4 separate regions of the Homo sapiens genome follow, and all the other regions are linked to region 4. Evidence: chromatin contacts called from ENCODE Hi-C or POLR2A ChIA-PET data. All regions are on one chromosome and are shown on one strand. The core of a region is the stretch at or near the end of the contact, and the rest is flanking DNA. Distances in the headings are between cores, read along the strand shown.

Region 1 (2,700 bases), core at 97-2,596, 6.9 Mb before region 4:
AAGCCTTCTGTAAGGCAATTTTTAAACGTTTTAATTATAGAACATGCATTTTTTTAACCAAAGGACTGTCACAGATTTTAAGTTATAAAGGGATACCTAGCTATCATTTCTTTTATTGAATCTCCATCTTTTATTTGTAATAATTGTCCCTGATATTATGCTTATTTAATTTCATTGCTTTTAGAAAATGGCGGTTTTATTTTAATGATTTTTTTCTATCAAAACACTATTGGATAAAGCCTCCTTCCCAGGTTAATAACTCTTATTAAAAATTGTTTTCATGTGTTTTTTACAAAAGCAACTTAACGCAGAGACTTATGCCAGTATTATAGTCAATGTTAATAATGTCCTGGGAAACTATGAGGAAACGCTAAATGATCAAAGATCACATATTCGGAAATCTCTAGTGTGGAGACGATTCCACTGCCATATATACAGCAGCAACAACAAAACCGCAGACACCCAGTGAATTTTGATCACCTACTGTGTATCAGGTTTTTTTGTTTTCCCTTCAAAAACCACGATTTCATCGTATTCTCACGATAAATCCTCTGAGATAAAATGAAATTCTAGGATTAACCTCGATACCAGTAACACCTCCAACTCGCCAACAAGTTTTAAACCCCTAATTGGCACACTGCCTTGTGTAAGCAGTATTTCAATAAGCTTTGTGTAAGTTAAAAAAAAAAAAGTGGGAGAGCGTTTAGGGGTCCTTTGGTCCCCATAACAACTAAAAGTCTTGGTTCTTTCTAGAAGTACAACAGATGCAGTAACAGGGAACTAACTATTCAGTGCCTCTGACCAGATCCCGCAGCCTTTCCTAGTCTGCTCTCATCTGAGCAGGAGTCCTACTCAAAGGAACCTGGTTTTCTTTCCTTTACTGGATACTACAAGGCACAAATCGGTTACTTCTGTGGGTGTCGGATTACTTGTTTGTAAACTGAGAAACCTGGACAAAGTTTTCTCTAACTTTCCCTGAATCGTCTCTGGAGGTGAGAGGGAGTTCGAGGCTAAATCAGGAAAGATACCCCAACCATCCTCTTGTGGGTGGGGAGGAGCAGATCTGCTGGGTTAAACTTGGTGGTCAACAAACTGAAAGCAGCGACCCGCGGGCTGCGAGCGGAACAGCGGGAACGTTGGATCAGAGACCCAGAATCAGAGCCGCAGTCGAAGCCGCCCCCTTTTCCGGACGCCCCGTCCGCTCCTGGAACCGGGTTCACATCACGCCCTCAGCAACACGTTATGCGTTGGTGAACTACATTTCCCAGAATGCCTTTCAACCTTCTTCCCAGGGCTCCAATGAGCGCCGTGGTGACGCCATCATCCGGCGCGGTGTTTAGACTCCACTGATGTCGTGGCGCTTTAGGGGAAGAAGTTGGTGTTTCGCTGGGCCCTGGTACTGAAGACGCGGTCCGGGTCGCCCCTAGCTGTTTCCTACTCACCCAAAGCCCCGCACCCGCCTTTTCTCTCTCTCCTCTGGCAGGATGAGGCGTGCAGGCCTGGGTAAGAAGAGGGCTGAGGTTCGAAGTTCGGGGCCCTAGAACCGGGAGCGCTGGGGCGCGGGAGGAAATCGAACCTGTCTTATGTTCCTGGCATTTGGTCCAAAAAACAGGATGTCTAGAGGGGATCTTTGGGGTCCATGTCGAGTGGAAACACACCATTTGTCCCAGATCTTTGGAATTTCCTTAAGTTTGAGTCAGATTCAAGTTTGGATGGTAGGCTAGAGAAAGTAGTGGACTAGGGGTGGGTGTGTACAGGTGGCATCTCAGTGGTCGAGTGTTTTAGTGTTATTGACTGAGCGTGGTTATGGACGCTGCTATGTTTTCCAAAGCCCGACTCCGGTTTCTGTTTCCCTACTGGCCCTGGATCTTAGTTTCTTCAGAAGCGGAATTTGAAGAGTGGGTGGTTGCACCCAAAGCACGCTAGTAATGGTCGTTAATCTGGTAACAGTGAGTTACAAAGGTAAATGTATGTGTCATTATTGTTAAAGGTCCTGGAACTGGAACTTCTGGGTCAAAGGCGATTTCTTAATCTGAACCTTGTGCCACGGTTAAGGCAGTAGAACGTGGTTAAGGTTTGGCGACTTAACATTTGATCTTTACCTTTGGGGTTAGGAAACTGGCTCATCAGCAAGAATAAGTTAGACACAAGGAATTTTAATGGACCCTTATAGTAACGCACAGCTACTAGAACGGCATTTTCTGGTTCTGAAGCTTTCTCTTAGGACACGATTTTTTTTTTAAAGAAGACCCCGCTAAATTAGAGTGCAGTATACTTCAGAAAATAAATGAAACATTTGAAAAAAGATATTACCTTTCTCAGTCATTATAAGATTGAAAAAAGAAAAAAAAAATCCCCAAAGTGTCAGATATTTAAAGTCAGTGAAAGTTGCCAATAACCGTAGACTTGTTTATTGATCAATAAATTGTAGTATGAGAAAGTTTTTTGTTTTTTTAATGAAGTTTTTATGAATACTTAGATCATAGAAAATGGGGCCAGGTAAATTGAAGAGAAAAAAAAAAGAAATAATTTTGAGCAAGTTTAGCTTTATATGTCTAAATGTTTTTCTTGTTCATCATCCTTAATACCAAAAAAGATTTATTGTGTGCTTGAGTAAGCTCTAGGTATACAGTTGTTTGTTGCCCTGTTTGTGATCCCCAAAGCTTCCAGTCTAGGTGGGGAGTAGGAATATGTGCAAAG
Region 2 (2,700 bases), core at 118-2,617, 5.4 Mb before region 4:
TCTACTCTACCAAGCTACAGGACATTAAATTGTTAAGCATGGGAATGATGTGATGGATACAGTGTTTCAGTAAAGTTAACTTTTAAAAAGGCTGGAGGAAGATATGCTAGATTACGTTTTGGGGTAATTCAGTTATGAATGAGGGAAACTTGGGGCCAAAATGACAGAAATATGAATGGAAGAAATGAGGAAATGAGTCATTTCTTAACTTGCACATTACCTTGCACTTTGTAAGTTCATAAATTTAATAAGATAAACTTCAGTAAAGTCTTCTGCTGGGTATTCATCTAGAGCATTGTACTGTTCAATTGCACCATATAAAGCGAATCGCTCAACTAATTCCTTCATGACTCCCACAGCAGGAACTCCTTGTATTAATAAGTACTGAGATTCCAAATTGATTGTATATACCTGAAAGAAATGCAGAGTTATTAAACGTATTTCGCAAATAAGCCTAGGACGAATCTGCCTCTATTTTTTTTTAAAGAGAACTTTGAAAACAAGAAATAATCTGTTCAACCCAGTCAGCAAAAGAACACAAAATGAAATTTCTGCCATTCCTTCTGCATAAAGAATAACAGTCCATGTGAGAGGCTACCTAAGGCATATAACAGACTACCTTCAGTCGACATTTTTTTCCAGAAATTGAGTCGGTAGAAGTCACTGGGAACAATCACTCAACGAATATTCACTGAGTGCTTACCTGTGCCAAGTAGTACTGTAAACACAGAAGATCCAATGACTAAAACCAAGGCCTATTCTCGTGGAGTTGATGTTCTAATACTTGACCAAAGGCGTCGTGAGAATCTTTGGTAACTGACCGAGGGTTCTTCACGCCAGCTCTAACGAGAGACAGATCTGACGGAAGCCTTGTCGTGCCTTTATTTCCGTAGGCTGGTCATATGGCGCTAGCACTCACATAAAGCTACCGAGGAGAGCGAATGAAACCAAAATCACTTTACCTTCACAGCACGAGGCCGTCGTCCCTCTCGATATTTGGCCCGTGTGTCGCATACCGCCCTCTGGACGTGGTGATCAAATAAACTCCCTAGCTCCCCGCCGCTCGACGCCATCTTGCCTACTTTGATCCTCGCAGGGAGGACAACATCCGCCCTACTGAGCTCCCTTTTATCCAATAAGAGAGCGGGATGAGTTAAGGAGTGCCAGGATTGGCTGGAGAATCGACAGCGTCGGCCATCGTTTCCTGCGTGCGAAGATTTGATGAACGAGGTGCCGCCCCCGAGCGGCTCGGCGGAGAGGCGCGGTGGGTGACAGAAGCTTTCTTGTCCCACCCACTACAGGCTTACGGCAGGATGCGCAGCGGGGAGAGGGGGCGGGGCCGCAGGGGGCGGGGCCGATCGATCTCCTCCGGCTCCGACGTCCTCGGCCTGCCGGGTCCCGGGTCCTTTGCGGCGCTAGGGTGGGCGAACCCAGAGCGACGCTCCGGGACGATGTGGGGCAGCGATCGCCTGGCGGGTGCTGGGGGAGGCGGGGCGGCAGTGACTGTGGCCTTCACCAACGCTCGCGACTGCTTCCTCCACCTGCCGCGGCGTCTCGTGGCCCAGCTGCATCTGCTGCAGGTAACCTGCCGGCCCCGAGCCACCTGATCTTCAGCCTGGGGTCGGACGAGGCCGAAGCCTCTCAGGGACGCGGCGGGACACCGGCTGCCACCCGGGCGCCGCCGAAGCGCGCAGAGATCAGGGTCCCTCGACGGCAGGGCCCTTCTGGGTAGTCTCTGGATCCCACAAGTCCAGTGCAGCCCTGGGCTCGTCTTATCCCAGGTCTTTTCACTTGGTGAAACTGAACCTAGAAACGTCCTAATATTCTACCACTGTTTTTATAAATATTCCTTATTCCAGGCTGGAAAAGCTCCTGAGAAGTGGTTTGTTTTTATTATTTTAAAAGGTGTTTTCCTTGCCAGCCATTTCCAGTTAACCTGCGCTGCTGCCGTCCGGGCCGCGAGAGCGGGACGCAGAGTTGTTGGCGGAGCCCCTGTCGGTTCCCGGGGACTAAGCACCGCGTCCCATGAGCGGGAAAGGTTAATACAATGATGGTTCTGCCCTGCGTCGCTGACGCGGAACACAGCTGTAGTGTGTTAGGAACACATAACGTAGTTAAGATCACTTGAAGCTCTGCGATCAGTCGCCCTTCTGGACGTTGTGGTTAGGATGTTTCACAGTTCTAACCACTGGTGGAGATACAGCGTCCATATTTTCATAATTAAAAATAGAGGCACATGGTCTCACGAGTTTGAGTGTACTTATGGGGGCAAAAGGACGGCGTATTTGAAATCCTCATAAATCCTGGATGCATGGTACCCACCAGTGGCTAATCTATGCAATGAATAGAGTTTGCAATAATTTCAAGCATCCCTTCTTTCCACTTGAGTTACTTCCCCATACCTAGGGGAAGATATTTTTGGTCCACTGAAAACATGAGTTCAGCAGAATCCTCCTATCATCGTCGTTATTATTTTTTACCACTAAGTAGACAATCTTTTGGTTTTTGATGGGCTTTATGGCTAGAGACAAATCAGTCACTGTCACCAAGTTCCAGGTAGAAGTTGGTTCAGTGCTCTGTCAGCTTCGATGGGATTTTTCAACATGTTTTCAAATCTGCACTTAATAGTAGGAATGCTTTCTTACAGTAACTCTAATTTGATCCTAAGATGTAGTTGTTACCTTACATTCATCACTGTTT
Region 3 (2,700 bases), core at 179-2,678, 5.1 Mb before region 4:
CTTACACATACCCACATACTTCACAAATTAAGAACTAGATGAAAATTAGAACACTAAAATTTAAAGGTATCTAAAATACACTATTTGAAACAGCAGACTCTTATCTTTACATTTATCTGTCAGATCTACCAGTAAAGCTCTTCTGAAATGGTCATTCCAATACAAGATTGTTCGATATGCCATTCCGTGTGAATAGAGCTTGGGAGACTAATTCTCAAAATCTCCTCAGGAGATGCTTTATTACAGCTCTAGTTTCAATTTCCTGCGACTCAAACAGCTACGTACAGAAAAACAGCTCATACATACGGAGAAGAATAAGAATACAGGGGAGCGCTCCATTCTTTTGTTTTGGTGGCAGAAGCTGCAAAAATAAAGGTTCACTGGAGCCATCTGCACCTATCCCCACCCATCACAGCCCTGCAGAGCACTTTTACCCATCCGCTTCTCAAGACTCTCTCTAGCCCCCGAGGTCGGCAGAACCCGTGGCTTTCCACGTCTCAAAGGATGGGGGTGGGGGGGAGGCTGCGAGGAAGGACACAGATCCTTTGAGGACAGAGGGACAAGGAGATGCATCCAGATGGGGAGGATGGGACGCGTCACGGAGACCCGGAGGCTTGCAAATTCGCTGGGAGAAAAGCCCTGTAGGGCAGAGAATGCTGCCTGTTCAGGGATGGGGACAGACAGAACAACAATGCTCCAAAACAGGCGACAGACACACTCCTAGTAGATCCGGGAGGGTGTGAAGTAGGTAGCTCTGAACTCGGAGCCACAAATGGGTAGAGGCAGCCTCAAACACATCTGTACCGCGAAGCTGAGACTTACGGTTACTTCTCTCGCTGAGGGTAAGGGTCGGTGGACCCAGCAACTCCGCAGTTCCGCCTCCGCCGCCCCTGCCTCTACAGCCGAGCTGGTGACCTCAGGTACCCAGCCCGCCCCACCCACCCGGACGGTTGCCCCTTCCTCGCCGGCCCGGGTGCACCCGCCAGGCGGAGGCTGATGTGGCCGAGGGTGCGCACTGGCGGCCCGCGGGAAGCGCTGCGTGAGCCGAAGGCGCCCGCGGCGAGGCTCAGACTGGGTGGGCGCCCCCCATCCCTCTCCGGCCGCTGCGCCGCCTCACTCGGGGGAGGGGAAGAGGGGGCGGTGGCTCTTGCCTCCGCCTCGCGGTCAAGCCCGGCTCATGTTCCAGCCTTGCGCGCTCGCAGCCCCGGCCGCCCTCTTCCCCTCCCCCGCCTCCGGCTCCGGCTCCGGCTCAGCCGCTGGCACCCCCACCGCCACCACCCTAGTCTCCTAGTCGCCTGCCACCAGCCCCTGAGAGACTGCAGGTCCAGTGAAAAGGAGCAGGAACGGCAGCAGCCCGGCCGCCGACCCGGAAGCTCTTTCACCGCCAACCGCGAGGCTGCAAAGGGTGTGAACCCGGAAGCGATTTCATAGCCACGGTAACGGCGGGGTGGAAAGCTAAGGCCTTTGAAGACCTGGGACCCCGTAGTTTCGGGAGAGGGTGAGGGGTGAATGGTGCTGAGGTGCGAGGAGAGGGAAGGACAGTAAAGAGCAGGTGGGCAGGAGGGTCTCCGACTCCAGAGACCTGAGCTTTTGGGGCGCGGGTGGGAGCGCGGGGGAACCCTCAAGACGGCTTTCTTTTGGCGACTGAGGGTTTTTCTGCCACAGGAAGCTGGGCCGGGCTGCTGTGCCTGGGAGGAGGGAAGGAGGAATGAGAAAGCGGTGACGGTCCCTGCCCCCCCTCGCCAGGTGACTGTCCCACCCATTTAGTTGAATGTAGCGGCCAGAGAGGCACTCGCGGCAGCCCGTACGGGTGGGACCTCTCGGTGTCCTTCGGGAAACAGGAGGAGCAAGTTCGACTCCAGCGAGGGAAAACGGAGGTGGGAGACTGAACCATCTCCACATCTAGTTGCCCCAGGCAAGGAGTTTATTTTTCACATGTAGTTACAGAGAAACCATAGCCACTTTTTGGGTGGAAACTCTTTGAGCAAAGAGGCTTACGTTTTTCCCCAGTAGTGGACGTTGACGGGTGGTGGCGCAGGAAAAAACCTCCCAGGCAGAGTGATTACGTATTTTTGTCATTGCAGGGAAAGGGATTCACAGCTTGTCATTCTAACTCACTTCTCCCCCTGTAACTCACTTCTCGCCTCTACACTTTTCTCCACCTTTTAAGGTTTTTGGCTTTCATCGCTTTTTCTACATGTTTTTAGCCTCACCAGAAGTCTTTCATCTCGGTGGTCCAACTCAGGATCTCAGCCTCATTATTTTCTTACCCTTCTGGAGTGCATATGTGCCTTTACAGTTTCTGTTTGCAAACGCTGTCTAGCATACTAAGAGGATGTTAGCAAACCTGTTCCATGGACACTAAATGGCAGTTGTACATCTCCCCTCATCAGTCATAGTGACAACCAGAAATGCCCTCCATATTTTCCAGTGATCCCAGGTAGGTGCCACCCCCCTAATTAAGGACCACTTCCACTGCTTTATTTATAAGATCTTATTACTTAGGGAGCATATTATCATTTGTGCCTAACATTTTCCAGAATGGAGTGAGCCATATAACAAAATGCCACGTTTCCTGTACTTATTCACTTGAACCCTCATCTCAGACTCAGTCTAAACATATTGCAAACTCTAGTTATACCTTTCTTGTATTTTAGTTCAAGCTACTCATTTTCTATCAGTTTGTCTGTGTTTCTCCCT
Region 4 (2,700 bases), core at 108-2,607:
ATATTTTCGTATTTGGAGCTTAAAAGCTACAAATGGTTTTCTCCCACGAATTAAAAATACAGGTATAATTTAAAATTTTCCAAATGGCGTCACTTTAAGCTTAAGACATGTCATATTAAAAAATAATTCCACAGAATATGCATTTTGTAGGACGTCCCAACATGCAGCCTCGACTGTCAGAAAGGAGGCACACATAATCAAATCCATGTACATTAAAAAGAGGTACACAAAGATGAATGAGTTGCGAAAAAAGCAACTACACAAATTCAATGAGAGAAAGGGAGGAGTCCTGACTCATACTGTATACTATTATCCTTTTCCTTATCTACACCGAGTATTTTATATAAAGACATATGCTCTATCATTCAATTGCACAAAAGGGCACTTGGCCACTTCTACTCTCAAATCTGCTCTGGAGATTGTGGTAAAACATTCTACATACCTCCCTGAAGAAATTCTCAAAGCGAAGTACATTTTAGAGAACAAAGTGGACTTAACAATTTTAAGAACTTTCTCGGAACTCGGCACAATAGGGTAATTACAACTTTACAGCCGCATTTTCCGTGCTCCACCAGGACTGTCCCCGCGCCCCAGCCCACATCCCTTCTTTAAAGAGAGTCAGACTGAGAGAGACGGTTCGGCCAGCTATCCCGATTCTCTATGTCTGGGCCGTGAATCGCCGAGCAAGGCTGAACCCCCGCAAAATTACAGAAGAATCTAAAGCGCAAACGAGGGAAAAGAACAAAAAAGCAAAGGGGGGGAAGTTGGGTCGAGACCCACCCCCACTCTCTCGACCCCACCCAAGCCTACCTCTCCTACGCTGGACCATAAAACAAAACCGAAAACGTAACAAAAATAAAAACTAAAAATAGAACACCACGAGAAAACAAGTAGGGCTTCCTTACTGTCTCCACTCCTTCTGGCCCAGTTCTCTACTCAACCTCCCGGCCCACCCCACCCCCCAGGGGTCCCGGCGCCATTTAGCTCCTCCGAAGCCGCCGCCATTTTCCGCCCCCGCCGGATCGCCGCTGTGCCTCGGCAGCCGCTCGCTTCCCTACTCTGCAGCCTGAGCCACGGGCACCGCCCGGCCCTAAGAGGGAGGCCCTGGCCGGAACGTGCGGGGACGGCAGCTGCAACGTCAGGAAGGCCAGGCTCCGACCCCGCCCGCAGTGCCCCGGCGCCGACAGCTTGCGCCAGCCGGCGGGAGCTAGCGGGCAGCAAGGGGGCCGGACAGGCTCCACTGGGCGGAGCGGCCCTGGCGGCGGTTGGAACCTGAAGGTTCCATCGCACTTACTTCCTGTTTTGGGTCCGGGCACTTTGGAAGAACCAGGATGGAAGCTCCAAAAAATACCAGGATGGAGGAAGCAGCCACGGGCGAGAGTGGCTGCAGCTGGAGTGAGCGAGCGCGACGAGCCACCGGAAACGGAGCTGCGGCCGCGCCCCGCCCCCAGCTCCCCGCACGCTGCCCCTCCCGCTCGTCTGTCCCGCTGGCGGCCCAGCGTGCTGGCTGTACGCGTCACTTCCGGCTGTGTCGGCGCGCGAAAAAAGGTCCTGGGTTGGAATGTTTGTACTGGTCTGTGGCGGTGGTTGTCGGCTGTCCTGCCAGGAAAACTCGGCACTGACTATCCCACTGCTGATGCTGTAAAAGAGGTCCTTCTGCTATGACGCAACTGTGGTTCCTCTGGTTCTGGGGACACTTAGGCCTCGCGTGCCGATTTTCATAGTTCCCTGTGGCTCCGAGCCGAGGGAGCCGCGGTGTGGAACGGAGGGAACCAGTGATCTCAGTGCTGAAGAAAACAGGGAGTGTGTGTCTTCATACTTGATTTGCCTTACCGCAGGGGCATAATATGAGATATCTGGGCGTGTTAAGTCGTTCTTGATGAAATGTGTCCTCTGTGAATGTAGTCTCACTGTTAGACTAGGAAGATGCTGTTTTGCTGTGCCCAGTTCCTCTTAAAAGTACAGATGCTCCTTGGGTTGCAGCCGTATAAACCCATCCTAAATAGAAAACGCGTTTTAATACCCTTATAAACGAAAAGGATAAATAAGCCTTTGGGTTCTGTAATGTGAGCCAGCATTCTTTGAGTGCGTATGTGACAGGTAAATGTTTTACGTATATTAAACTCATTTAATGTTCATAAGTTCTAAGTGCATCGCTACAATTATTACAAATGAATCCCATTTTACACAGGAACCAAAGAGAAGTGAAGGAATGTGTCCAAGGGCTCCCAAGTTGGCGGTGGAATTAGAATTGAAGCCTCAGCTCCAAAGCCTGTGTTCTGAACTACCCGGTTGCAGTTCACAAAATACACTTTGGCAGTACTTTCATAACGAAAACAAATGATTACAACCAGTTTACAAATGCTTTGCTTTACTGGAGGATCGACATGTTTGACTAATTTTCAAAAATAAATCTCAGAAGCAGCATTTTCTTGTGTTGATAACTTTATTACTAATTTGTGGCACTCTGCATTCTGTTGGAGTTAAGCCGTGTATCATTCCATTTTTTAATAAGTACATAATAATGTTTATGTAAGCAAAACTATGAGGCAGAATAGTATCGTGGTATGGACTCAGGCAGTCAGACCTGAGTGTGAATCTTGGCTCCATTTCTTAGTAGTGGATATGGCACTTCACCTCTTTTAGCTTTGTTTACTTTAGGAGTAATAAGATGTACCTTCCAGAATATTGTAGACAGCG

Evidence for each region. Hi-C counts contacts between places; a loop is a spot of excess contacts on that map. ChIA-PET counts read pairs that join two places held with the same protein, here RNA polymerase II (POLR2A). Pooled maps may share reads with other maps.
Region 1: a map of CD8-positive, alpha-beta T cell shows a loop between it and region 4 (19-fold over the local background). The contact joins the promoter of BET1 here to the promoter of DMTF1-AS1 in region 4. A Hi-C loop is called at or near these places in 2 of 168 maps with a recorded cell type or tissue (CD8-positive, alpha-beta T cell and naive thymus-derived CD4-positive, alpha-beta T cell) and 6 of 50 pooled maps.
Region 2: a pooled map shows a loop between it and region 4 (9-fold over the local background). The contact joins the promoter of PEX1 here to the promoter of DMTF1-AS1 in region 4. A Hi-C loop is called at or near these places in 1 of 37 single-sample maps with no recorded cell type and 5 of 50 pooled maps. POLR2A ChIA-PET finds 5 or more read pairs at or near these places in 1 of 52 experiments (A673).
Region 3: a loop to region 4 is called in a pooled map, with 26 times the contacts of the local background. The contact joins the promoter of KRIT1 here to the promoter of DMTF1-AS1 in region 4. A Hi-C loop is called at or near these places in 7 of 50 pooled maps.

The regions. Positions count from the first base shown.
Region 1 is chr7:94,003,001-94,005,700 of GRCh38, reverse strand. It overlaps BET1 (Bet1 golgi vesicular membrane trafficking protein), which reads left to right and starts at 1,346. Exons shown (of 4, transcript NM_005868.6): 1 at 1,346-1,503. The coding sequence starts at 1,485. RefSeq lists enhancers at 780-1,409, 1,420-1,469, 924-1,529, 1,530-2,136.
Region 2 is chr7:92,527,187-92,529,886 of GRCh38, reverse strand. It overlaps PEX1 (peroxisomal biogenesis factor 1), which reads left to right and starts at 1,367. Exons shown (of 24, transcript NM_000466.3): 1 at 1,367-1,580. The coding sequence starts at 1,452. RBM48 (RNA binding motif protein 48) reads right to left here and starts at 1,092. Exons shown (of 5, transcript NM_032120.4): 1 at 963-1,092; 2 at 221-411. The coding sequence starts at 1,073. RefSeq lists enhancers at 789-1,168, 1,769-1,948 and a silencer at 1,309-1,538.
Region 3 is chr7:92,244,642-92,247,341 of GRCh38, reverse strand. KRIT1 (KRIT1 ankyrin repeat containing) reads left to right here and starts at 1,428. Exons shown (of 19, transcript NM_194454.3): 1 at 1,428-1,552; 2 at 2,171-2,440. It overlaps ANKIB1 (ankyrin repeat and IBR domain containing 1), which reads right to left and starts at 1,368. Exons shown (of 20, transcript NM_019004.2): 1 at 823-1,368. RefSeq lists a silencer at 933-1,322 and an enhancer at 1,253-1,547.
Region 4 is chr7:87,151,150-87,153,849 of GRCh38, reverse strand. It overlaps DMTF1-AS1 (DMTF1 antisense RNA 1), which reads left to right and starts at 1,357. Exons shown (of 2, transcript NR_136253.1): 1 at 1,357-1,548; 2 at 2,192-2,427. DMTF1 (cyclin D binding myb like transcription factor 1) reads right to left here and starts at 1,397. Exons shown (of 18, transcript NM_001142327.2): 1 at 1,295-1,397. RefSeq lists enhancers at 1,202-1,763, 1,609-1,848, 1,764-2,327.